Linked DNA regions of Homo sapiens: region 2 is linked to region 1. Evidence: chromatin loops called from intact Hi-C (ENCODE). Cell type or tissue: OCI-LY7. All regions are shown on one strand. Each heading gives the region's core, and the rest is flanking DNA. Links, peaks and the distances in the headings are about the cores only. Region 1 overlaps LOC400499 (putative uncharacterized protein LOC400499). Region 2 overlaps SNN (stannin).

The links. A loop is a pair of places that touch in the nucleus more often than their neighbours do. Peaks named below come from ENCODE experiments on the same cell type or tissue, not always from the same donor. Only the 100,000 strongest peaks of a DNase experiment are listed, where the experiment ranks them.
Region 2: a loop joins it to region 1, with 11 times the contacts of the local background. A loop is called at or near these places in 6 of 110 quality-filtered maps.

What each region holds. Positions count from the first base shown.
Region 1 is chr16:11,390,013-11,401,378 of GRCh38, forward strand. LOC400499 (putative uncharacterized protein LOC400499) reads right to left here. Exons shown (of 67, transcript NM_001370704.1): 50 at 11,254-11,366; 51 at 9,690-9,803; 52 at 9,460-9,588; 53 at 8,336-8,497; 54 at 6,499-6,663; 55 at 3,379-3,547; 56 at 2,305-2,489; 57 at 1,998-2,090; 58 at 1,654-1,849; 59 at 267-451; 60 at 93-190. It also overlaps a transcript of LOC105371082 not described here. Among named protein-coding and RNA genes, the nearest start is that of RMI2, 50 kb to the left of the region's middle. RefSeq lists an enhancer at 1-609. In OCI-LY7, for the core only: CTCF peaks have their summits at 5,173 and 6,388 (motif pointing right); a DNase peak (open chromatin) is centred at 6,389.
Region 2 is chr16:11,672,262-11,683,627 of GRCh38, forward strand. SNN (stannin) reads left to right here. Exons shown (of 2, transcript NM_003498.6): 2 at 3,714-6,891. The coding sequence starts at 3,799. The coding sequence ends at 4,065. TXNDC11 (thioredoxin domain containing 11) reads right to left here. Exons shown (of 12, transcript NM_015914.7): 12 at 6,822-7,576. The coding sequence ends at 6,934. Among named protein-coding and RNA genes, the nearest start is that of SNN, 9.5 kb to the left of the region's middle. RefSeq lists enhancers at 418-1,237, 8,958-9,314 and a silencer at 776-845. In OCI-LY7, for the core only: CTCF peaks have their summits at 2,129 and 8,483; DNase peaks (open chromatin) are centred at 2,167, 5,310, 6,339 and 9,500; H3K4me3 peaks cover 4,779 bases; H3K27ac peaks cover 5,827 bases.

The sequences.
Region 1 (11,366 bases), core at 1,948-9,947:
GAGTCAGTGTGTCGGAAGGTGTCAAAGCATTCAGCACTGCACCTGGTATGTGGCAGGCACGCAGGATGCGCTACTCTCAAACCCCGAGTTACCTGGCCGACAGGCTGTACAGGTCCAGCAGTGGTTTGCAGAGCCTCTTCAGTGCCCGTGAGAACGTGGCCTCAGCCCAAGACAGCATCTGTTGGGCGGCCTGGAGAGGGAGGGGACAGTGAGAGCTGGCTCAGTCATCCTCACCTGCCAACTACGCCCCATCCTTGCTCACTCACCAGCTCCAGGGCTCCTTTCATGGCCCCCAGGGCCGCCCTGATGGGCCTTGGACCCCCTTTGCCTGGCATCCCGGGCACCCAGGCCTGCAGCCGCCGCATGGCCTCCTCTGCTCGCTCCCGCCACACCTCCTCCAGGGGCCGCAGTGTCACCTCCAGGTAGGCATCCTTCAGTGTGGCCAGGGGCCCTGCAACAGGCAGCCACCACCCACCATGAGACCTCAGGGCAGGTCAGAGAACCAGCCCTGCCCAGACACGCCAGGCCTCGAGGAGATAGGGCCTGTTCCTGGGATTAAGATGTGGGGAGCTGGGGGAACTGGAACAGAGCAGTGGCACTGGAGATTGCAGGGGAGTTGTCACAGCAGGCCTGAGCCGTCTCTGCAAGGCCTGCTTATAAGGTTGTCTGGGAACTTGGATTGGGGGAGGGTTCCCACCAGTCCTAGAATTGATATGAGGCTCCCTGCATCTGAACTGTTTGTACAAACGTGGTTTATGCCGGACCCCTGCTTGCTTCCTAGGAGTCTGACAGTGTGGTCCGTGCCAAGCAGCACCTGCCAGTGTGGCAGCCCCCAATAAAAACCCTGGGTGCTGAGTCTCCCAGGAGCTGCTCTGGTGACAGCTGGGACAGCTAAATGCATCCTGTGTGAAAGCGCTGGGACTGGGAGAGTACCCTGGGCACTGGCCCTGGTTCTCCCTAGACTCCGCCCCAGCCCCCTTCCCTGTGCTGACACTCCTGCATCCCCTCACTATAATAAATCACAGCTGTGAATAGCGCTGGGCGGAGTCCTGGCGCATTCCTCCTGATTCACTGCCCTGGGGGTGGTCACAGGAACACTCTGGCACAGCAGGGAGGATCGGGAGGTAACATTCAACAGCCAGTCAGAGGGATGCCCACCCTGGCGCTGGGCAGGGCCTTGGGGGCTCTGTGCTGTGCTGGGCATTAGCCCTGGATGGCGGAGAGGCCAGAGGTTCCCAGTCCTGCCACGAGGCTGGTTGGGGCAGCAGGTGTGAGCCTTTAATGACCACCTGGCCACATTGAGCTCATCGTGGAACCAGAAAGAGATGCTGTGGCAGTGAGCTTCACAGAAACAAGGCTGTATACTCAAAAGAAAGCAGGCGGGAGACTGAAAAAACCTAGGCAGCAGGCATAAGGGAGATGAGCTTGGAGACTCTGTAAAAATGACACAGCAGACCCAGAAAAAACAAAGGCTGTAGATCTATAACAAATAAGGCAGGGGGCTAAACACAGCTGGGCTACAGGCCCATGGGAAGCGAGGCCACATTTCTGATTGAAACAGTGCCACAGGCCAATGTGAGCGCTTAGGGCCCCGGTGGAGAGGGGGGACATTGATTTCCGCACAGGATTGAGCCCTCCCCCTCCCACACTTACATTCCAGCTCCTCCCGCAGCTGCTCCAGCCCCACCTGCAGCCACTCCAGGTAAAGAGGCAGGTGCTGGGTCAGTGCCTGGCTCCGGGCCCACAAAGTGGCTACTGCCCAACCACTCGCCTGCATGGCCTCCCGCCCCGCCTGGGACAGCTGCAGAAGGAGGCCTGCCACGCCGTCCAGGGTGCCTGCCGGCTGCACCTGGACAGGGAAACCGAGGCAGAATCAGGGTGAGGTCCAGGGCAGAGAGAGCCCCAGACCCTCCTGCCTGGTGAGTGGGGGCTACAAGCCAGGTCAGAGGGGGACCTCTCCAACCTGAGCCCCCACCCTCCCCTGCTGTGATACCCACCAATTGCTGGAACCTTCTCACAGAGGCACCCAAGCCTTGAACCTTCTCTTCCAGCCGGGCTTGCACCTGGGAGCCAACTGCTGCAATCCTGGACTGTGAGGACAGAGGAAGAGGCTGGGGCCTCGCAGGAATGAAGTAGACACAAGGTTCTCGGTGCCAGCAGCAGGTGTGGGCCTCACAATGGGGTTGTCTGCCCTGGTTTCTGGGCACAGCTGGACCCCAAGGGCTCGGGGCTCCTGGCACGGGGGCCTCTGCCCAGTGGGAGAACGGTAACCCCTTCCCTGTGTCCCAGCCCAGGCCCTCTCACCTCCACATGGCCCAGCAGGCCCCCCTGGCAGCCGCGCGCGGCCAGCAGGAGACTCTGGTTGGCAGCCTGCAGGGTCAGGCGTCCCAGCGGCTGGGAGGGCTGCCTGCCATCCCGGAACAGGACCTCCGCCTCGGCTGTCCGCCCATGGGCACATGCCCGCAGCACCACACTCTCCTCTCTGCCCCCTGGAGCCAGAAAGGGACCTGCTGGTGCCCCCACCATGTCTCTGGCTGCCCACTCCCCCTCCACCGCTTTCCGTAGCTCCCCACTGCCCCAGGCCAAGCCTCAAGGCCCTAGGATTTGAGAACCTTGAGCTGCACCACCTAGAGCAACCACCTGAGCCACCTGAAGCCCCCTCTTCTGTCCCCTCCCCCGACACGGCAGTCAGTTAGGGATGCCATAAGGCTTCAGGGGGTTTCCTGAGGTTTTTTTTTGAGACACCAAGGCAGGAGTACAGTGGCTGGATCACAGCTCACTCCCAGCAGCTGAGACCACAGGAACACATCACCCCCTACCCCACCAGGTTTTTTCGTTTTTGTTTTTGTTTTACTTTTTGAGACAGAGTCTCGCTCTGTCGCCTAGGCTGGTGTGTGGTGACACGATCTCGGCTCACTGCAAGCTCCGCTTCCCGGGTTCACGCCATTCTCCTGCCTCAGCCTCCTGAGTAGCTGGGAACTACAGGCACCCGCTACTGTGCCCGGCTACTTTTTTCTATTTTTAGTAGAGATGGGGTTTCACCGTGTTAGCCAGGATGGTCTCGATCTCCTGACCTTGTGATCCACCCACCTCGGCCTCCCAAAGTGCTGGGATTACAGGTGTGAGCCACCACGCCTGGCCACCCCCCCCCCTTTTTTTTAAGTAGAGACGGGGTCTCACTATGTTGCCCAGGCTGGTCCTGAACTCCTGAGCTCAAGCAATTCACCCATCTCGGCCTCCCAAAGTGCTAGGATTACAGGTATGAGCCCCTGCACCCAGCCCCGACTTCTGAAATCTTAACGCCCAGACCCCCGTCCTTTCTTGAGCCAACAGGGGCCGTGGCCCAGCTAGCTGAGCTGGGACCCAGCTGCCACTCACCCTCCTCATGGGCCACAGAGGCCTGCAGACAGCTTGGGGCCCGGAACACAGACAGCCTCACTTTCTCCTCTCTGTTGTCCACGCTTCCCTCCAACCGGACCAGGCTTTGAGAAGTCGAGGTGGAGACACGGCCCAGTAGGCCAACCCGCTGAGCCTTGGAGCCACGAAGCTGGGAGGGGGAAGGCAGAGGCCTGAGTGGAGCCTGGCCCACCTGTCCCTGGTCTCTCCCCTGCCCGCCCCAGGCTCAGGAAGAGGCTGGCTGGGGAGGCTGCTGTTGGACCTGTAGGGAACCAAGGGAAGGCACAATGCCCACGCCCGATCTCCAGGGCACCAGGTTCCCCACGCCATATCCCTGTCTAAGGCTGCCAGTGCCCCATTACAGAAAGCACTTTTGAAAATACTCCGGGCCAGGATCAAGGGCTCACTCCTATAATCCCAGCACTTCAGGAGGCCAAGACGGGTGGATCGCTTGAGCCCAGGAGTTTCAGACTAGCCTGGACCACATGGCAAAAACCCTGTCTCTACCAAAAATACAAAACTTAGCCAGTCTCATGACAAATACTTTTTTTAATTTTTAAAAATACCCATCTAGGAGCCCAACCCAGCAGCAGCCGCCCACAGGGTGGCTTAGAGATGGCTGCTGCCCAGGCCCCACCCAGACACTCTGATTTAATTGGTGTTGGGGGCCCCGGGCCCTGGCATTTCTAACATCCCCAGTGCCCTGGTGTTTCTGCTACAGCCCAGGCTTTCCGAGTTTGCATGGGAACCACTGCAAAGGTCTAAGCAAGGAGACACGGGCACACCTGGCATAACACCCCAGGCACTGGGCAGCTTACCTAAGTCCCTGCAGGTGCCCAGCCTTGGGGGCACGGCAGGGACCAGGACAGGCGAGTCTAGAATGGGGTGGGAAAGAGGCTCAGAGGCCCCCAAGAGAACACAAGCCCGGAGGAGGCCCTGCAGGGGAGGGAGCCTCAGCTACCCTGTATTCTAGTCCAGACACTGCAGCTAACAAGCTGTGCACCCTTCAGTAAGGGTGTCACCCTCTCTGGGCCTCAGCTCCAAGATCTGTAAAATGATACAGAACAATGGTTCACAAAACTTAACAGGACTTAAGAGTGTGTGTGCGCGTGCACGTATGTCTGTTAAGGGTTGAATTTTGTTCCTCAGATAGGTTGAAGCCCTAACCTTCTATACCTGTGAACGTGGTGTTATTCGGAAATAGGTTTTTTGCAAAAGTAATCAAGTTGAGGCCATAGTGGATGAAGGTAGGCCACACACCCAATGAATGCTGTCCCTGTGAGAAGACCATGTGAAGATGCCACCCAGAAGGCAGAAGGCCACCACGTGGGACAGAGGCAGAGACTGGTGTGATGCCACCACAGCCGTGGGTCCTGGCAACCACCAGAAGCTGGAGGTGCTACAGAAGGATCTTCCCTAGGACTTTGAGAGGGAGTGTGGCCCTGCTGACAACTTGCTTTTGGACTTCTGGCCTCTAGAACTGTGACACCATACCTGTCTGTTGCATTAAGCCTTCCAGTTGGTGGCAATTTAATACAGTAGTCCTAGGAATCGAATGCAGGGTGCTTACTAAACATGCAGAAGCATGTCGATCTCTGAGGAGATCCAAGTTGGTAATAGGGCTACAGCCCAGGACTCCTGTGGAATTTAACCAAGCACAATGTGATCTTGCCAGGCAGGTGGGGGCAGGGGACGGTCTGCAGACCACACGGAGTTGGCCCTGGATGGCTCCCAGCATCTGAGCTCAGCCCCGCTGGGTGTCACTGAAGAGCAAGGGCCATGCCTGCCTCTGTGTAGCCTGGGTGAATGCCTGACCTCCCTGAATCTGTCCCTCATCTGTCCTGGGGCCACTGGGTTGGGGTGAGCAAGAAACAAGGCTGGGAAAGCCTTCTGACCACTCCACAGACCCCAGAATGGACCAAGTGAGAATAGCTGTCCCAAATAAATCGGGGATAGGGAAGCAAGAGGACCAGCCTCTTGCCGAGCATCCGCCATGGGTTCACTCCCAGGGCTCCAGTTCCATCAGGCACGGGGCTTACAGAGCCGGGGGCAGGCAGGGGCCTGGCTGGAAACGGGGAAGTGACAGTCAGTCCCGGAGAACAAGAACCTTGGAAGGAGAAACTCCTTTGAAATGGCCACGGCTGCTGAACTCTCAACCCAGAAATGCCATCCTCATTCAGCTCGGATGCCGGGAAGGGAGGGAACTCCCCTCTCACAAGCACCTGCTACATGCAGATGTTGTACAAATGTGTTTGCTCCTAACCATTCTGCAAGGGAGATGGTATTTGTTCCCATTTGACAGAGGGGAAGACTGAGGCTCAGCAAACGAAAGTCACGAGGCCAAGTTCACCTGGCCAGGGAGACAGAGGAGGTGGATGGAAACGCCGAGAGAGCACCTGCTACGTCACGTGCCTTGGCTACGCAGGCAGCGGGAACCGGTATCCAGACTCCCAAAAACCACCCTGTGAAATATCTGATCCCCTCCTACAGATGAGGAAACACATGCTCAGAGAGGTTCCTTCCTGGGATCACCTGGCCAGGTCAGGGCAGAGTAGGTATTGGAGGCCAACTCTGCCCCTTCCTACTTCCCAGGGCTGCTGGGAGTAAGGAGGGGGAGGAGATGGTACCAGTAATGGCTAATAGCAAATACTTACGTAGTGGCTGTTTTCTCTCAGGCACTGCTCTAAGCGATCTATGCCTACGACTATATTTAACCCTTGCAATATTAACCCCATGGGAGATAGGGCCAGTACAATTATACCCATTTTACAGGGGAGGAAACTCAGGTACCAGGAGGCAGCTAGGCTGGGATTCAAACTTGGGCAGCCCAGCCACTGCCTCTCTGTTATAGGAAGGGCCGGGTGTTGGGACTGTGGAGGAGCTGCCTTGTCTTGGCGCCAGGGCCAGGCCTGGGGTTCAGCAGGCGTTCCCCCGACCCAGAATGAAGCTCTGGCCCCATCCAGAATGCTGGTTTGCAGTTCCTCAGATAGCCACTAGATGGCGGGGCCGCCCAGGCAGTTGGGGGCCTGCTGGCCAGGGAGGAACCGCAGGGATGCCGGGATATCTTTCCCAGGGACTGTCAGCCCCATCCTGGCCACTGACCTCCAGTGCCCCGGAGAAGTCAGCTGAACGAGGCCTGCTGTGGTTTTGGAGGGTCAGGCTGAGATGCAGGCCGTGGTCTGGGTCTGGTGCAAGGCCCAGGTGGCAGCGGGAACGCAGCAGGAGTCCACCCTGGCCCAGGGTGTGCTCCCCGACGACCAAGAGGGCCTGGGACGAGAGAGTCTAGGTGTCAGGCAGGCACAGGGGTGGCAGCTTCCTCTCTCCCCAGTCCCCTGCACCGAGAATGCAGCAGCAGCTGCCACCTCCCAGCCTCCACACCTGTCGCAGCTCACAGCTGACCTCTAAGAAACGCAAATCAGATGCCGTCCCCTAAGAAGCTGGGCTCTGGCATGGCCCGTGGCCTGCTTTGTTGTCCCAACCTCACTTCCCTTGCTCCCTCCGTAAGTGCTGCCCCGTGTTCCTCAAGGCAGAGTTGTGCCTTAGGCCCCTTCCCTCTGCAGGGCTCACACTCACCAGTGAGGCCCCTTTTTGCAACACCCTGGCCCCTCTCTGCTTCATTCCTGCACAACGTTTACTACACCCTGACCATAGACCATGCATCTCTAGTTTGTTGTATCGTCCTGGCCCCACTGGAATGCGCCACCCAGGAGGCCGGCACCTAGGCTGTGTCTTTCACATCCACTCCCTGCACCTAGAACACAGCCTGGCATAGGTGAAACACACAAATGTTTTCTGAATGAACAGAGGAAAAGATAAGGGGTGGGAAACTATGGTTTGGGGCCGAATCTGGCTCACTGCCCACTCTTGTAAATGCTTTTTATTTTGAGACAGAGTTATGCTCTGTCGCCAGGCTGGAGTACAATGGCACGATCTCAGCTCACTGCAACCTCCGCCTCCCAGGTTCAAGCGATTCTCCTACCTCAGCCTCCTGAGTAGCTAGGACTACAGGCACGTGCCACCGTGCCCAGCTCATTTTTTCTATTTTTAGTAGAGAAGAGGTTTCACCATGTTAGCCAGGATGGTCTCGATCTCCTGACCTCGTGATCTGCCTGCATCGGCCTCCCAAAGTGGTGGGATTACAGGCGTGAGCCACCGCACCCGGCTTGTAAATACTTTTACTGGAATACAGCCGTAAGGATTCATTTACATATTGTCTATAGCTGCTTTCACAAGACAGTGGTAAAGTTGGTTGTTGGAACAGAGACTGGATGGTTCATAAAGCCTAAAATATATGCTATCTGTCTCTTTACAGAAGAGTATGAGTCCTTGGGATGGAGGGAGGGAGGGATGGAGGGAGGGAGGGATGGAGGGAGGGAGGGAGGGAGGGAGGGATGGACGGACGGATGAATGGATGCAAGGGAGGAACGGTTGGAGGATGAATGGATGGAGAGAGAGGGTACATGGGAGGGCAGATATACGGGGATGGATGGAAGATAGGAAGGAGGATGGAAGGATGCGTAAAGGAATGGATGGATGGGTTGGTGGATGGAAGAACCAATCAACCAGCTACCAACCCCAGGAGGGGAAAGGGGTTGAGGAAAAGGAGTCCTAACACCTCTCCTCTGGGGTAATGATGACTACAGCAGCTCTAACTCATGTGCCCGGCACCAAGGCTGAGCATTCCCGCATCATGTCTCTCTTAAGTCTCACCATCACTCTACGTCCTGGAACCTGCTGCTCCTTCCTCAGATGAAACACCAGAGGCTCAGAGAGGAGATGTGCACTGCCCAGTCACCCAGCAGGCAAATGGCAGAGCCACGATGGTGGCGTCTGGCTGCCTCGCTCACACCCCTGCATTCTGCGGGCACCACCCTCACTGCTGCCCCCTCACCATGGGTCCCTGGTCCTCCAGCTGCCCCCTTCTGCAGGGCAGACTCACCCTGGGCAGGTCACAGAGCCCCAGGTGGAGGGAGTGCCGCAGCCAGCGTGCATAGTCAGTCTGTACTTCTCCCCAGAAGCTCTGACGGGTACAAGAGGCCCCGAGGACGTGCTCCAGCGTGGCCTCCATGATGATCTTGTCTGGCTGAGATGGCCAATGCCTCTGGAATGAGAGGGCCTATGGGTCAGGGGCTCATCACCTAAGAGAATGCCCATGGCCAGCTGCAGTTGGAGACCCTCACCTAGGCAAGAGCATGTGCCAGGAATGTGCCGTCAGAGCTCTCATCAGCCACAGCACCCCCTTACACTCTGCGGCAGGATTTTTTTTTTTTTGAGACACTCTTGCTCTATAGCCCAGGCTGGAGTACAGTGGCATGATCTAGACTCACTGCAACCTCTACCTCCCAGGTTCAAGCGATTCTCCCACCTCAGCCTCCCAAATAGCTAGGATTACAGGTGCATGCCACCACGCCCAGTTTTTTTTTTAATTCTTTAGTAGAGATGGGGTTTCGCCATGTTGGCCAGGCGATCAGGTGATCCCCCCACCTCAGCCTTCCAAAGTGCTGGGATTACAGGTGTGATTCGCCATGCCCCGCTCGTGGCAGGATTTCTGCTGTGAGCACTTAGGGGGCCATGCCTAAGAGCCCCAGGAACCCAGGCGGGAGGTCCAGAGGAGGAAGGGGCTTCCAGGGCCAGCTCTCCCCATTTCTCCATGGCCTGGTTCCTGCCCCAAGCTCTGCAGAACAGTGCTCGGCCCCATGAGGAGCCCTATCAGGTAATGATGCTGGAGGAGACCAGACCTGATGCCTCGGGGAACCGGAGCTCCCGATCTCCCTCCGCCCCCTCCCGAGAAGCCCCCTAGCATCCCACCTTCTTCCCCATCTGTTCCCAGCATCTCGGGCCGTTCCCCTTGCTTTTCTTGTCTTCCAGAGCCCTCACCACATCCCAGTTAGGAAGGGAACCATTTCACAGATGAGAACACTAAGGCTCACAGCAGAGAAGTAAGTTGCCCAGGATCCCGCAAGCACTGGAACCCAGGACCACGTGGCCCCAGAGCTGGACGCTCCTGTGGCAGGTGGAGCCGCCTGGGGGTTCCCTGCCCAGACGCTGCTCCCCTGACCTCACCTCGTAGGTCAAGTTCTGCCGCATGCGGTGCTGGCCCCAGGACACGTTGAGCTGTTCAACGAACACAGCTGGGGTCTGCGTGAAGGCCCCGCAGGCCTGGAGGCTGTTCAGGCCCCAGGTTTCCTGGAGCTGATAGGGAAGAGAATAGGGTACATGACCTGGGGGGCCAGCTGAGAAGCCTGGAGCGAGGGGGACCCCCTCACTCGGTGCAGCGGTCAGGCCCCACATACCTGCCCCGGGGAGGCGGCCAGGCAGCCGTCCCAGGCGGTGCTGTGTGCTAAGGACCCGTCAGCCCAGGTGAGCTGCAGCGTCGCAGGTTGTCCTCTGTTCCAGGTGAGCTGCACCTGCATTGGGATGGGAGGGCAGTGGTGGGGAAAGGGGGACATGTAGGGGAGAGGAGAGGTTAACGGTGTCCCCACAGCCATCTCTGTTGGGAAATGAGAGGCTAGGGAGGATGGAGAAGCTGGTGCCCCTCCCCCAGATATCCCTAGAGGAACTAGGATGGAGGGTGGAGAGACTGCCCTGCCTACCCCCATCTCTGGAAGAGCTCAGAGCCATTCCCAGGCTGGAGACTGAAAGCATTTAAATGAAAAAAAAAAAAAGCCTCATCCCCAACACCCAGACTCAGCATTTCCAAAGACAGAAAGCAACCGTGCTCCTCACTGGGGCCTCCAGGGCCAGCATGATCTGTCCCTGCCCATCTGACCTCATCTCCCTGTCACCCATCCCTCCCAGTCACTCTGTTCCCATCTTATTTCCCTTCCAGCCCTCCCCAAAGCACCCGGCTCATTCCCACCACAGGGCCTTTGCACGGGCTTTTCCTGTTGCCTGCAGTGCTGCTCCTCCAGCTTCTCTCAAGCCCGGCTCCTTCCCATCCCGGGGCCGCCTCCCCCATGAGGCTCTCACTGACCACCCACCTTACAGTTGCTGCCCCACCCACCCACCCAGTCACGCTCAGTCTCACATCTTTTTTTTTTCTTTTTTTCTTCTGAGACTGTCTCACTCTGTTACCAGGCTGGAGTGCAGTGGCGTGATCTTGGCTCACTGCAACCTCCACCTCCAGGGCTCAAACGATCCTCCCGCCTCAGCCTCCCAAGCAGTTGGGATTGCAGGCACACACCACCACACCCAGCTAATTTTTATATTTTTAGTAGAGACAGGATTTCGCCATGTTGGCCAGGCTGGTCTCAAATTCTTGGCCTCAAGTGATCCACTGGCCTCGGCCTCCCTCAGTGCTGGGATTACAGGCATGAGCCACCACGTCCGGCCCCTCTTTACTACTTTACAGTGCTTATCATATCACACCTTCTGATTTTTTAATTCATTCCTTGGCTTGAATTCTGGAGAGCGTCTTTTGCCTGCACACAGCTGGCCTGTTGTCCTCCCTTTCATAGATGGGAAAACCTGAGTCTCAGAGAGGCGATAGGACACACCCGAGGCCCCCCAGCCAGACAGGGAGCCCAGCTGCCTCACTCAGTCCCCAAAGCTACCACTAAACAAGCAACTATAAATGATCAATCAGAGACGCCTGTACCTGTTTCCCACATTAAAATGTGAGCTATCTTCAAACACCGCCTGGTATACAGTAGGTGCTCAATGAGGTATTGATAAAGGAATGATTGAATGAAGGATCCCAGAGATCCCCAGGCTTCAGGAAGCTGTGATTCCGGAGAAGTCTTTGTCACTGATGAACACACTCTCCTTCTCCTACCAGAGGTGCCCAGCCCCACAGGCTCAGTCACGCGGCTCCCACCTCCAGCCCCGGCCAAGGGCGCCTGGGACATCCTCACTCACCTGCCGGCTCTGCCTGCCACCCCTGCTCTCAGCAAGGCCACTGGCCTCGGCTTGCCGCCAAGGGAGGTTGAATGGGTGAGCCAGGGCCAGGCGGGCGGCCAGCTCACTCTTCC
Region 2 (11,366 bases), core at 1,893-9,892, 280 kb after region 1:
TGAGACAGCAGCCAGGGGACAGCCCCTGAGCCTAGAGAAGGGCAGGTAGCAAGGAGAGCAAATGAAGTAGGGCAAGGCTGTAGTGGTGGGGTGTGGGAGGAGGGGCGCCTGGGTCCAGGGTGGTCTGGGAGGGCAGCCTGCAAGAGGCGCCTTCTGAGAAAGTCCCGAATAGGAAGGTGCCAGCCGTGGGGCGGTCAGGGCAGAGGTGGGAGCGTGGGCTCGCAGCGGAGGGTGTGGGGACGCCTGGGGAGGCAGGGAGCTTGGATTCTCTTTGGTGCTGGGGAGGATTCTGAGTGGGGAGAACGCCATCACATTTTTGCAAAGATCGTTTCTCAGGAAACATTTGCTGAGTGAATGAAGGAACAGATACGCACTCGGGAGGGCCGGACCACAGGCCAGGCGTGACTGTGGCTCAGTCACTGGGCTCTGTGCTCGCGGCGGGGCAGAACCCCACATCTGGCTCTGCCCATGCCTCCTGGCCTGGGTTCAGGGCAGCAGACGGGGTTTTGGGGTCACCACTCCTCTTAGAGAATCCCTTTGAGCTGGGGCCGCCTGTGCCTCAGTTTCCTCATTAGTCCTGGGGCCAGTGGTTGAACTGGGGCCCTTGAACTCAGGTGCCTCCTGGCCTGCCCACCTGGCTTTGCCCCGCCTATCCCAGGTCCTGGTGCCATTGTTTGATTTTCTACTTCCTGTCCCTGAACCACCCCCACCCCCAAACACACACACTTCCCCTTCCGAATTGATACTGACTTGTCTTCCTGTCCAGAAACCCCAGGGGAGGGCAGGCACCCCAGCAGGCCCTGGGAACCAGAGGTGCAGGGGAGAGGGAGGTGGGAGGTGGGAGGCACAGGGCAGGTTGGTGTTCTTCTTGCAGGGAGAGAACACAGAGGTTGGGACGAGTGTAGACAGGCTCACCCAGCCATGGTGGGAAGGCTGTCTGTGGGGTCAGAGGGGTCCCCTGTCCAGTCTGGAGGCGTGAGAGAACAGCTAAGTGGGGTTGTGGAACCGGATGGTGGCAGGGGAGAGGCCAGGGTGGTCTGTACATGCAGGGGACAGAGCAGGGCCACCGTGGAGCTCATGGCCCGCTGGAGGGAGAGGTGGGCGCTAATCAGGTGGCCATGCTCCAGAAGCCAGGGTTGCATGCCAAGGCCACTGCTCCGGAGGGAAGGAGCCCGGCCGGGTTGGGAAAGCTTCCCTGCCAGAGCTGGTATTAACCGGGTCAGGGTGTCTTTCTCCAGCCGGGCCATCTGCGTGGTGGGGGCTGCCCTGTGCACGATAGGTGCCAGCAATATCCATGGTCTCCCTACTTGATGCCAGGAGTGCCACCTGCCCCCAGTTGTGACAACCAGAAGTGGCTCCAGACATGGCCAGATGTCCCCAGGGTGGGGACACAGTGGCCCCCAGTTGAGAACCACTGAACAAGGGTAAGCCGCCAGAACGTTCTGGGCAGGGGCAACTGCCTGGGCCAGGGCCTGGTAGGAGGGTTCGTTGCGGGGGTCAGCGTGGCTGGCGAGCAGGGCATATTGGGGATGTGTAGTGTTCGGTCCTGCAGGTCATTGTGAGGACTTGGAAGGCGTCCTGGCTGCAGTGGCCCCTGAGGGTGGGCAGGGAGATCCTTAGCGCCTGCGGCAGCCTGTCTCCTGGAGTCAGGGGGAAGGCAGTGGAATGGAGGGAGGGCACCTCCTCTGCCCAGGGCCCTCTGCAGAAGCTGCCGGTTTCCCCGGGCCTGGTCCCTGGACAGACGCTGGGGGCGTTGACTTAGCTGCCTTTGTCCTTCAGGCAAACCTGGCTTCTGGGGAAACTCCTGGTTGGGTAAGAATCATTTCTCCTTAAGGGTGCTGTTCCTCAAGGACGCAGCAGGTTCGACCCTATTTGGAGGGAAAACCTCCTTCCAGTGCTGTCTGCCTGTGCTGATGTCAGTCTTATCCAAAGGGAACAAAAAGCCAGACGTGTCGTTCTGAGTGCCGACCGCACGCCCAGTCCTGTGTAGAACGCGTCTCGGGCCTGTCCTCATCCTCACTGACCCCGGGTGCAGCCAGCGTTTGCTCTGTTTGTGGCGAGCGAGGCAGGAGAGGGAAGAAAGTGCAGGGTCTTGGGACTCCAGAGAACCTGCCAGCCTCAGCACTGCGGGGCAGCAGAGGCAAAGCCCTGGCCTCAGCATGCTCTCACTGGCTGTGCCTTGGGTGTCACCTAGAGGGTTGACAGGGTGCCTGGAGCTGGGGACTCTTAGACCTTATGTGCATTCCATAGCCACACTGTCCTCCGCCACTTGGCAGGCCCACCCATGGGTGAACTCCGTGGCTCGGCCAGGTGGAGGTGGTGGTCCCAGCCCTCCAACTTCTGGCGTCATTCTTTCAACATGTGGAGCACAGGCTTGGCCTGGCCTGGGAGGGGCCTCATCCCCGCTCCCACCCAAATCAGCTGGTGCCCCGACTCCTGGCACTTGCCAGGGGGACCCTCTCTGCCTTCAGAGCCTTAGCCCTCACCGTGCCCCCTGCCAGGAACACTATTCCCCATCAGCACCGCCTCCCTGCCTCCCACCTGCCCACCCAGGTTAGCATCTTGGCACCTGGTTGCTGTGTTCCTGACAATGGCACCCTGTATTGTGAGTGACCGGCATTTGGGGTACTAACCAGTTACAGTCTGGCGCCTGCATTAGATGCTAAGCACCATCAGGGAGGGAGCCTCTGTCTCACCCTCCCTGCCTCCCCGAAGCTTTCCCAAGTGCCTGTCTCCATCTCCCGGGACACTCTACCCTGTTGCTTCCTTGGTTGGCCTCCGTCCAAACCACACAAGGGACTCTACCGCCCAGCTTCCTTCTCAGATGGTGTGCCGCGTTCCAGGGGTCTTCCCAGGCCCGATGCAGTGCCTGGTGACAAAGGCTGTTGTCCAGTACACCCTCTCACAGGTGTCCCCAAAGGACCTGCCTGTTCTGTATATGATGTCTGTTTGGGAGAGGGACTGATGTCATTGTCATTTCTTTTTCTTTTTTTTTTCTTTTTTTTTTTTTTTTTTTGAAGAGACTCTTGCTCCTGTCGCCCAGGCTGGAGGGCTAGAGCGCAGTGGTGAGATCTCGGCTCACTGCAACCTCTGCCCCCCAGCTTCAAGCAATTCTCATGCCTTAGCCTCCCAAGTAACTGGGATTACACGCATGTGCCACCATGCCCAGCTAATTATTGTATTTTAGTAGATACGAGGTTTCACTATGTTGGCCAGGCTGGTCTCAAACTCCTGGGCTCAAGTGATCTGCCGGCCTCAGCCTTCCAAAGTGCTGGAATTACAGGCATGAGTCACTGCACCTGGCCATTTATCTGCTTTCAAACCCCCATCTCTGGCCATTAGGAGGCCCCAGTTGCCCTCAGTCCCTGAGTGGTCATGAACACTGAGTTGGGGCTGGGCTTCCCGAAGGCACACCTTCAGCTGAAGAACCAGAACCATGTCTGGCCCTCTGGCATCCTTTGCTGCAGCTGTCGCTGTCGCAGTGTTCCCGGCTCTGCCGCCAGCGAGGGTGACTCACCTGCCTGGTACAGCAGCACTCGGGGTTTCAAAGGTCATGAACAGGAGCTGGGTGAGCGTGGGTGAGCAGACGCCTTCGAACGCCGGCCAGCATGCTTTTTGTCAGGGTGAGGGTGGGATGGGCAGGTCTGAGAACGATTAAAAATAGACCCCGTGGAAGTGCTAACCGCAGCTCGTCAACCTGCTTTGTCTTTCAGGACTCCCGTGTCCAGCCTGAGTTCCAGCCTCACTGAGTGGCCACCCCCAAAGTGCTGCCAGCCGAGGAAGCCCCCAGCACTGACCATGTCTATTATGGACCACAGCCCCACCACGGGCGTGGTCACAGTCATCGTCATCCTCATTGCCATCGCGGCCCTGGGGGCCTTGATCCTGGGCTGCTGGTGCTACCTGCGGCTGCAGCGCATCAGCCAGTCAGAGGACGAGGAGAGCATCGTGGGGGATGGGGAGACCAAGGAACCCTTCCTGCTGGTGCAGTATTCGGCCAAGGGACCGTGCGTGGAGAGAAAGGCCAAGCTGATGACTCCCAACGGCCCGGAAGTCCACGGCTGAGCCAGGATGCAAGGCTCCTGGTCCTGTTTGCAGCCGGCCAAGAGGCGCTGGGAGGGGCAAAACCATACGGATGCGCTGCTGTCTGAGAGGAAGGGCTGACACTTGCTGGCATGGCCTCTGCGGGCTTCGTCATCGCATGCACTGATGCCCGGGGACCTGGCTGTCCTGGGCTTCCCCTCGGCCTCCAGGTGAGGCTGCCCATTGCAGGCACTGGGCAGGCCTGACCTTGCTGGGGCTCATGGCCCTGTAGCGCTTTTGTTACTTGAATGTCTAGCTGAGCCTGTTTTTGATGGAGCTACTACTGTAATGCGTGAACTAACAAACCTGTGAACTGTAAATAGGCCCCTGGAAGCACGTGCTTAAGCCCTTTTGCTGATTTTTAAAAATATCATCTAGCGCACACGGGACTGGTATTCTGGCTGTACTAATGACAAGCTGAGTCAAGACCCTGGAGGGTCATAGGCTTGTAAAGGCCCACGCCACACTCGGCAGGGGTCTCTCATGTGTGTCCATCTGCGTGTATGTCAAGGAAGTGAGATGCCAATTTGGGGTCTTGAGGCTGACCAGTTGGGGTGCTTGGGTGATCTCTGCTTCATTAGTCATGGGTGGAAGAAAAACCACACCCCCCGCACCCCTCCGTTCTTTCTGCATAGACTCACTTGTTAAATAGCAGTTCTGTTGAGAGTGGAGTTACTGCAGGGAAGCTACCGGACCTGCCTGGGAGCCAGTGAAGGGCGAGTCAGGGCACGCGTCCTGGAGGCTGCCAGCGTCCTTGTAGCAGAGCAGTTTCTTGCCGCTTGGGTCTTCAGCACGCCAAGCCCCCCACCAACCCTCCACCCCGAGTGAAGGCTTCGCTGAAATTGCTTTGGTCCTCATAGAGCCTGTGGTGGCTACTTTTGGTCTGAAACCCACTTGGCCCAGGAAAGAGAAAAGGTTGTATGTTTTGTGTTGGTGTTTCCTATTTTCTGCACTGGAGGGGAGGGGACTGTTGAGGTTCTGTCTTTTTTCTTCTTTTCCTCTTCCCTCTTCACATCACTTGGCTTCCTTTCCTCTCTGATGACCGTCCGCCTATGGGGTTCTGACTTCACTTTCCTCAGCGGGTCTCCAGTCCCCTGACCCAGCTCTAAAGGCACTTAGGACCCAGGGAACATTTCTCACGTGCACATTCCCCTAAGAGCCACCAGACTGCTTCCTGCCAGCCTGTGCTTGCGGCAGGGAGCCGGGGCAGGGCAGAGGTGAACTTGAAGTTCAGGACTTGACTCTCCCACAGGTGGTGAGCTGGTGGCTCTCTGGTGAGCTAGTGTCTCCACAGCCTGTCTCCAAGGCCTCCCCTATGTACATTTCAGTGAGCTCACTTTGATTTTTAATCCCACCACAAGCACATACTAATTTTATTTATGATTCAAATGTGACTCGTGCCTGCCCATCCCTGTAATAGATGGAAGGTCAGCCCCGGCTTAACCACAGAGCACTGGCCCTTCATGGCTGAGCTCAGAGCTCTGGCCTCCTGCTCAGACTAAAGGCACCTCCTCTGGCCTCACCCAAGCCTCTTCTAAAAACCATGTTGAATGAATCCACGTTCTGGAACCCCGAGGCGGGAGAAGTAGGGAGCTGTTCGTTTAAGCAGCATACACCTAAATTGGGGGTTTAAACATTAAGTAGGAGCTTGGGGTGGAAGAGGGACAGCCGGCTGGGCCACCTGAGCAGAAGGTGGTAATGAAACACCTCAGCTGGGCTCTTGGGAGACCTTAGGAAGCAGGAGAGGCAACACCTCTGGCTACTGATGGTGTGGCAAGTTCAGAAGAGGTGGTGGTGGGGTAGGCGTGATGTCAGCAGAAGCCCTGCAGGCTGGGTGGGCAGGACACGTGGTGGGGGCCACTGAAACCAGGCCTAGGAGGGAGAACAAGTTCCAAAGGTGCCGACTGGAAGAAGGGGGTAAAAGTTTGCTTTGGTGAGTGAGAAAAGGCTGGGGCGTGTGATCCATCCCCTCACGTTTCAGAACTTCCAGGCTTTCTACCTCGACTCTCACCACAGCCAGCACATACACCTAGGCTGTTTTTCCTTCCTCCACACCTGAGGGACGCAGCAACAGCTAGGATCTGCATTTTCAGGTTCCGAGCCTGACCCCTGGAACTGACCAGCGCTCGATTGTCAGCCTTGGCCTGGGGTTTTGACCTTGCCAGTGAAGTTTCGGTTTTGAAGTGATTAAATGTCACTTCCTCATCAGTTTCACTTCTGGAGGTTTTCTTATCCTACTCCCTGGTGCCAGGGACGTACCTGGGAGTTTGAATCAGGCCCATTTGAGCGTGGCAGCCGTGTTGGGTGAAGGTCCGGGGCTCGGTGAGGCACTGGGGGGGTTTTCGGGAGGAAAATGAAAATGCTTCTAGAATGAGTGAACCACATCATAGCTCTCACTGTTTTTTCAATAGCTACTTTTTTTAGCAGACACCAGAGCCACACTCAAATGGCTAAGTAGGTTATGACCTCTCTGGATTATTTTTGAATGCCCAACTGTTGCATTCAAGTTTTCTGACTAATAAGAAATTAAGCATTCATCCTTCGTATCACTGCAGAAGCAACAGTGGGGGCACAGGGAGGGAACTCTTGACACTGAGCCACTAAAATATGGACTAATTTTTTGGACAAATCTTCAAACGGACTGTGCTACTGTATTTGTCTCAAAGCTACCAAGTTTGTGCAATAAGTGGAAGGGATGTCATCCTTCTTCAATAAATGCTGAATGACATTCAAGCTGATTTTCTAGACCACTGAGAAAATCTTTATTTACAATAAATTTCAATAAAATTTGCATAAATATATTCCCAATGTACAATTTTCACCTCTGATTTCTTCATATCATTTAAAAAGTTAGTCTGTCCTGTTCTCCTTATTCCTTTCAGACACCAGTGTGGCGCTGACATTGGCAGGTGGAGGGGAGCTGCCAGGGAGCTGGGGGGTGGCTGAGGGCTCAGGCTGCTTGGGGTGGACCTCTCTCTGGGCCGCCAGGCTTTCAGCTCCATCCCTGCCCTCCAGTTTCCTCTCCATGGTCGCCACCAGGATCTTGAGCCACGTGTTCTCGGTAAGGAGGTTTTCTGAGGCATCGGCCAGCTCCTGCAGCTTGCGGGCCAGCTCCTGCAGCTCACGTGTCTTCTGCTCATAGAGGGCCTGCAGCTGCTCACTGTGTGCGTGGAGCAGGCTGTGCTGCTCTTCCAGGGCCCGCTGCTGCTGCCGCAGCCGGTGCTCATCTCTGCGGGCACTGGAGAGCTGGGACTCCACCTGCACTTGTGCTCGCTGGAGGCTGCTTATTTCTGCTCTCAGTTTCTGGATCTCTCTCTCCAAGTGGGAGATGTGCCCCCGCTGTAAGACTGCCTCGCTCTGAAGACACTCCTTGGTAGGAGAGTTAGCCACATTCTGGGGGCTGGAAGCAGGGTCTGAGTGATGCAAAATGAACCTCAACAGGTTTGGAAGGGTGATGGGGACGTCTTCGGGGTATTTCACACTTAGGTCCTTTCTGGAGAGAGAGGGAAAGGAAGCAAAGACAGGAGTCACACCAACACAATGAGTCCAAAAGCAGGCTGTACCTGAGGCCAGGCCATCTACTTCTCACCAAGAAAAGACGTTCCGTGGATTTTACTTACTGAAAGTAAGGAAAATGTTGCCTGGGCAAGAAATTCTCTACAAAGCTGAGGCTGTCCCATATGCTCGTTCTGTAATTAAGATGGCTTATCTGTTCCTGAAGCCAGAGCTCAGCTTCACCCACACCCTCCAAGAAAGACAAGAGCTCCTAGGCCCAGGCCTAAAGCCAGTGATGCAGGGCCCCAGGAGTGTGTAGGCATGGGGCCTCTGTGTGCTCGGAGATGCCCAGCGGCTGTGTCAGGAAGAGCGTCCAGGGGAGGCAGGAGTGTCCCACCTATGTCCCTCTTGTGCCCACTGACAGTGCCCGGAGAAAAAGGAAGAACTTGAAAGATACCCAGTCTGTTTCTTCAGCAAGCATTTATTACACATTCTCTAAGGCAGGGGTTCTCAACTGGGGGTGACTGTACCCCCATTCCCCAGGTACATCTGGCTCACACCTGGCAACCTGATAACTGGCAAACAGCCCAACCAAAGGACTATGAATTCAGGCTGCCCAGCCCTGAGAGCACAGAATAAGGAAGGAAGGTGACATAGAAAGGGGTTTTCCCTACAGCTTTGTTCCAGGTCCTGATCTAGAGATCTAGAAAATTCCTCTTCAGAACTTGTCATTTAATCGTCTGATGATGTTTCTCTCACATATCTATTTACCTGTGCCTGTACAGCCTGGCTGCAATTGATCAAAACTACCAGCTTTATGCACTTAGGTATGAGGTGGGCCGGCAGCCGAGTTTGTCTCCCTCAGGTGTTAACAGAATGGAAGTCAACAGCAGGGACTCCAGAGCCTGGCTGCCCAGGGCCACTGGACCCGGCCGTAAATTGTTTTATAATTTTGGGGTAAACATTCAACCATCCCCTCCTTTAAAGCTTAGTTTTCTTAACATATAAGCTTTCTTCAAGTGGGGCCCAGCCATTCAAATGACAAAGCTGGGTGTGGTGCTGTGTGCCTGTAATCCCAGTGCTTTGGGAGGCTGAGGTGGGAGGATCGCTTGAGGCCAGGAGTTTGAGACCAGCCTGGACAATATAGTAAGGCCTCATCTGTATAAAAAGTAAGATAAAAAAATTAGCCAGGCAAGGTGGCACACACCTGTAGATCCAGCTACTTAGGAGCCTGAGGTGGGAGGATCACTTGAGTCCAGGAGTTCAAGACTGCAGTGAGCCGTAATTGCACCACTGCACTCCAGCCTGGGCAACAGAGTCAGACCTTGTCTCAAAAACAGAAAACCAAAAAACCCCACAACAACTGAAAACACATCGTGGCCCTGTCAAGTGGGCCCATGGAAGAATACCAGACGCTGGACCTGCCCCCACGTTCTGCGGCACAAGCCTGGTCTTGTAAGGCAGAGTAAACGTGAATTACTTCCCAGAAAAAGCTGCCAAGATCCCTCAGGATGTCTACCTCCAGACATTTACAGGACAGTGACATCCGTGAGCATGCTATCTGCTAACTAAGAGGTCTTGGTGCACTCTCCATCAATGTCCCTAATGGGCACACTAAAATACTGCCACACTTTGTGAAAGTAGCAGGGACAGAGAATGTCAACAGTCTACTTCCAGGAAAGCAGTCATGTGAAACTATGGTGGGAAGAGGTCCCCATGTCTATGCAACTCTCCTCTAACCCTGAGGGAGTGGCAGGGCACACCTCTAAAAAACTGTGATTCTTCCCCTGGGACACATCAGAGTCTCTTGGTGGACAGGAGCACCCATCTCCCCCTCATCACCCTGGCCCAGGGCCAGGCCAGAGCACCTATATTTTGCAATGTCACACAGAGTCTGACGCAAGTGCTGGCTGGAGGAGCACCTGCTCGGTGGAGCAAGTGGCTCCAAGATGCCTCTGCACAGGAAGGCTATGTCTCCCTCAAGGCCCCACCCCTTCCTCTTCCTCCCAAGGACAGGCTCTTGCATTTTTTTCCTTCATGATTTTTATAAATCAAGACATGCTCTTTGTAGACAATTTGCAAGGGATGTAAAAACATACAAGCAGCACCTTCAAATCACTTGCAATCTCACTCCTCTGAAGTCATCAATGTTAACACCTCAACATTTTCCCCTCTGTGAACATCTCCACCTAGCACATGCACAAGTTTATATTTTATCACAGTAAATATACAATTTCATATTCTTTTCACTAAAAATAGCATAAGCAGGTGGACAATGAAAAAGGTCTTACTACATGTTATCCAACAGCCTTTTTCATTTCCTCTTTTGCAAGCTGTCAGCTCACGCTGCTTGCCCATTTACCTTCTGGCTAAACCAAACACTCGCTTGGGACCAGCTCATGATGAGCATACTTTACTTCTACCATTTATTTTTAGGAAATGAGAAAAATTCCATTCCAAAGCCATAAAGCTTTGGTTTACCAACATCCTTACATTAAAAGAGAAGTGGACAGTCTTCTTATGTTCGATATTTAGAAACGACAAGGGTAAGGGCCTGCAGCAAGTGCCCAGCATGGGGCCGGAGAAATGCGCACATCTTCACGTTTCCCACACCAGGCAGCCTAAGAACGAAGGTCACTCAGCCCAGACGCAGGCCTCCAGATGACGCCCCACCCTGCCACCTGTTCCGCCTGTGTCTCTCTACACAGATGCATTTCTGCCAGCTGCTGAGAACTTCTTCATTAAAAGGCATGTGCTGGGTGCTAAGATTTTCATATTTTTTCAAACTATGCTTGGAATTCAAAAATTATACGTCATTAAACTACATGCCCAACTCCTGGCCCACACAGATGAAAGTGTTAGTGTTACTGTCCGTGATTCCTGGACTATGTGGTAATTTAAACACTTCTTAGAAAGAAAAAGCCTCATCACAACTCAGTCAGCAGTAGAAAAGGGTGAGTCACATTCTGTTTTTAGTGCATGATGTGACAAGACCCTACTACCACAGAAGTACTCCCGCAAAAATTCTTTGAGATACAAAGCAAAAACCAAGGGAATGATTCAATAGATATGAAGGAAACACTCTCCTAGAGAAACATGACAAGCTGAATCGCAAAAGGGAGGCAGGAAATTAAAACAGCAAACGTCATACATGCGAGCCAGGGAACTCCCTAAATGATGCTGCAGACACTTTCCCCTGGAGAGAAGATACTGTCAAAGTCATGTGAGTGGGTCCCCAAAAGGACTCAACTTTCTAAAAACCAAAGGGAATCTATAAAAAGGGAGCAAACATCCAGTGTATTAGGCTCTAAAGGACCAAGAGTTAATTTCTTTTTCCACTAAAACATCTGCATCTACGTTTACTAACTGGAAGTCCGCTCCCCCTTGTTAATGTCCTGCTTGCAGGGGCTTCCGGGGTAGTTGCCGTTAAGAACTGCACCTGGAATACTGATTAGGCAAGTGTGAAAAAATCAAGCGACCATCCCATGGCGGACGTTCACAGCAGTCTGCACGCATGGGAGAAAACCCCTTTGTAGGCCTCCTGGAATCCGAGAAAAGGACGTGCCATGGGTAAGAAAGCCACCCTGTCCTCTGTACGAGAGGGATGAGGAGCTGCTGGGAGGCCAACTGAGAGACAAGCAAGTGGAAGGCTTGGGGCAGGCAGGGCTCCACAGATTCTCTGCTGTTTTGCCCCACACAAACATTGCACCACTGCACTCCAGCCAGGGCAACAGAAGAATCCTGTCAGTCTCTGCGTCCTCCATATGTTCATACAGGCCATGAAAGCT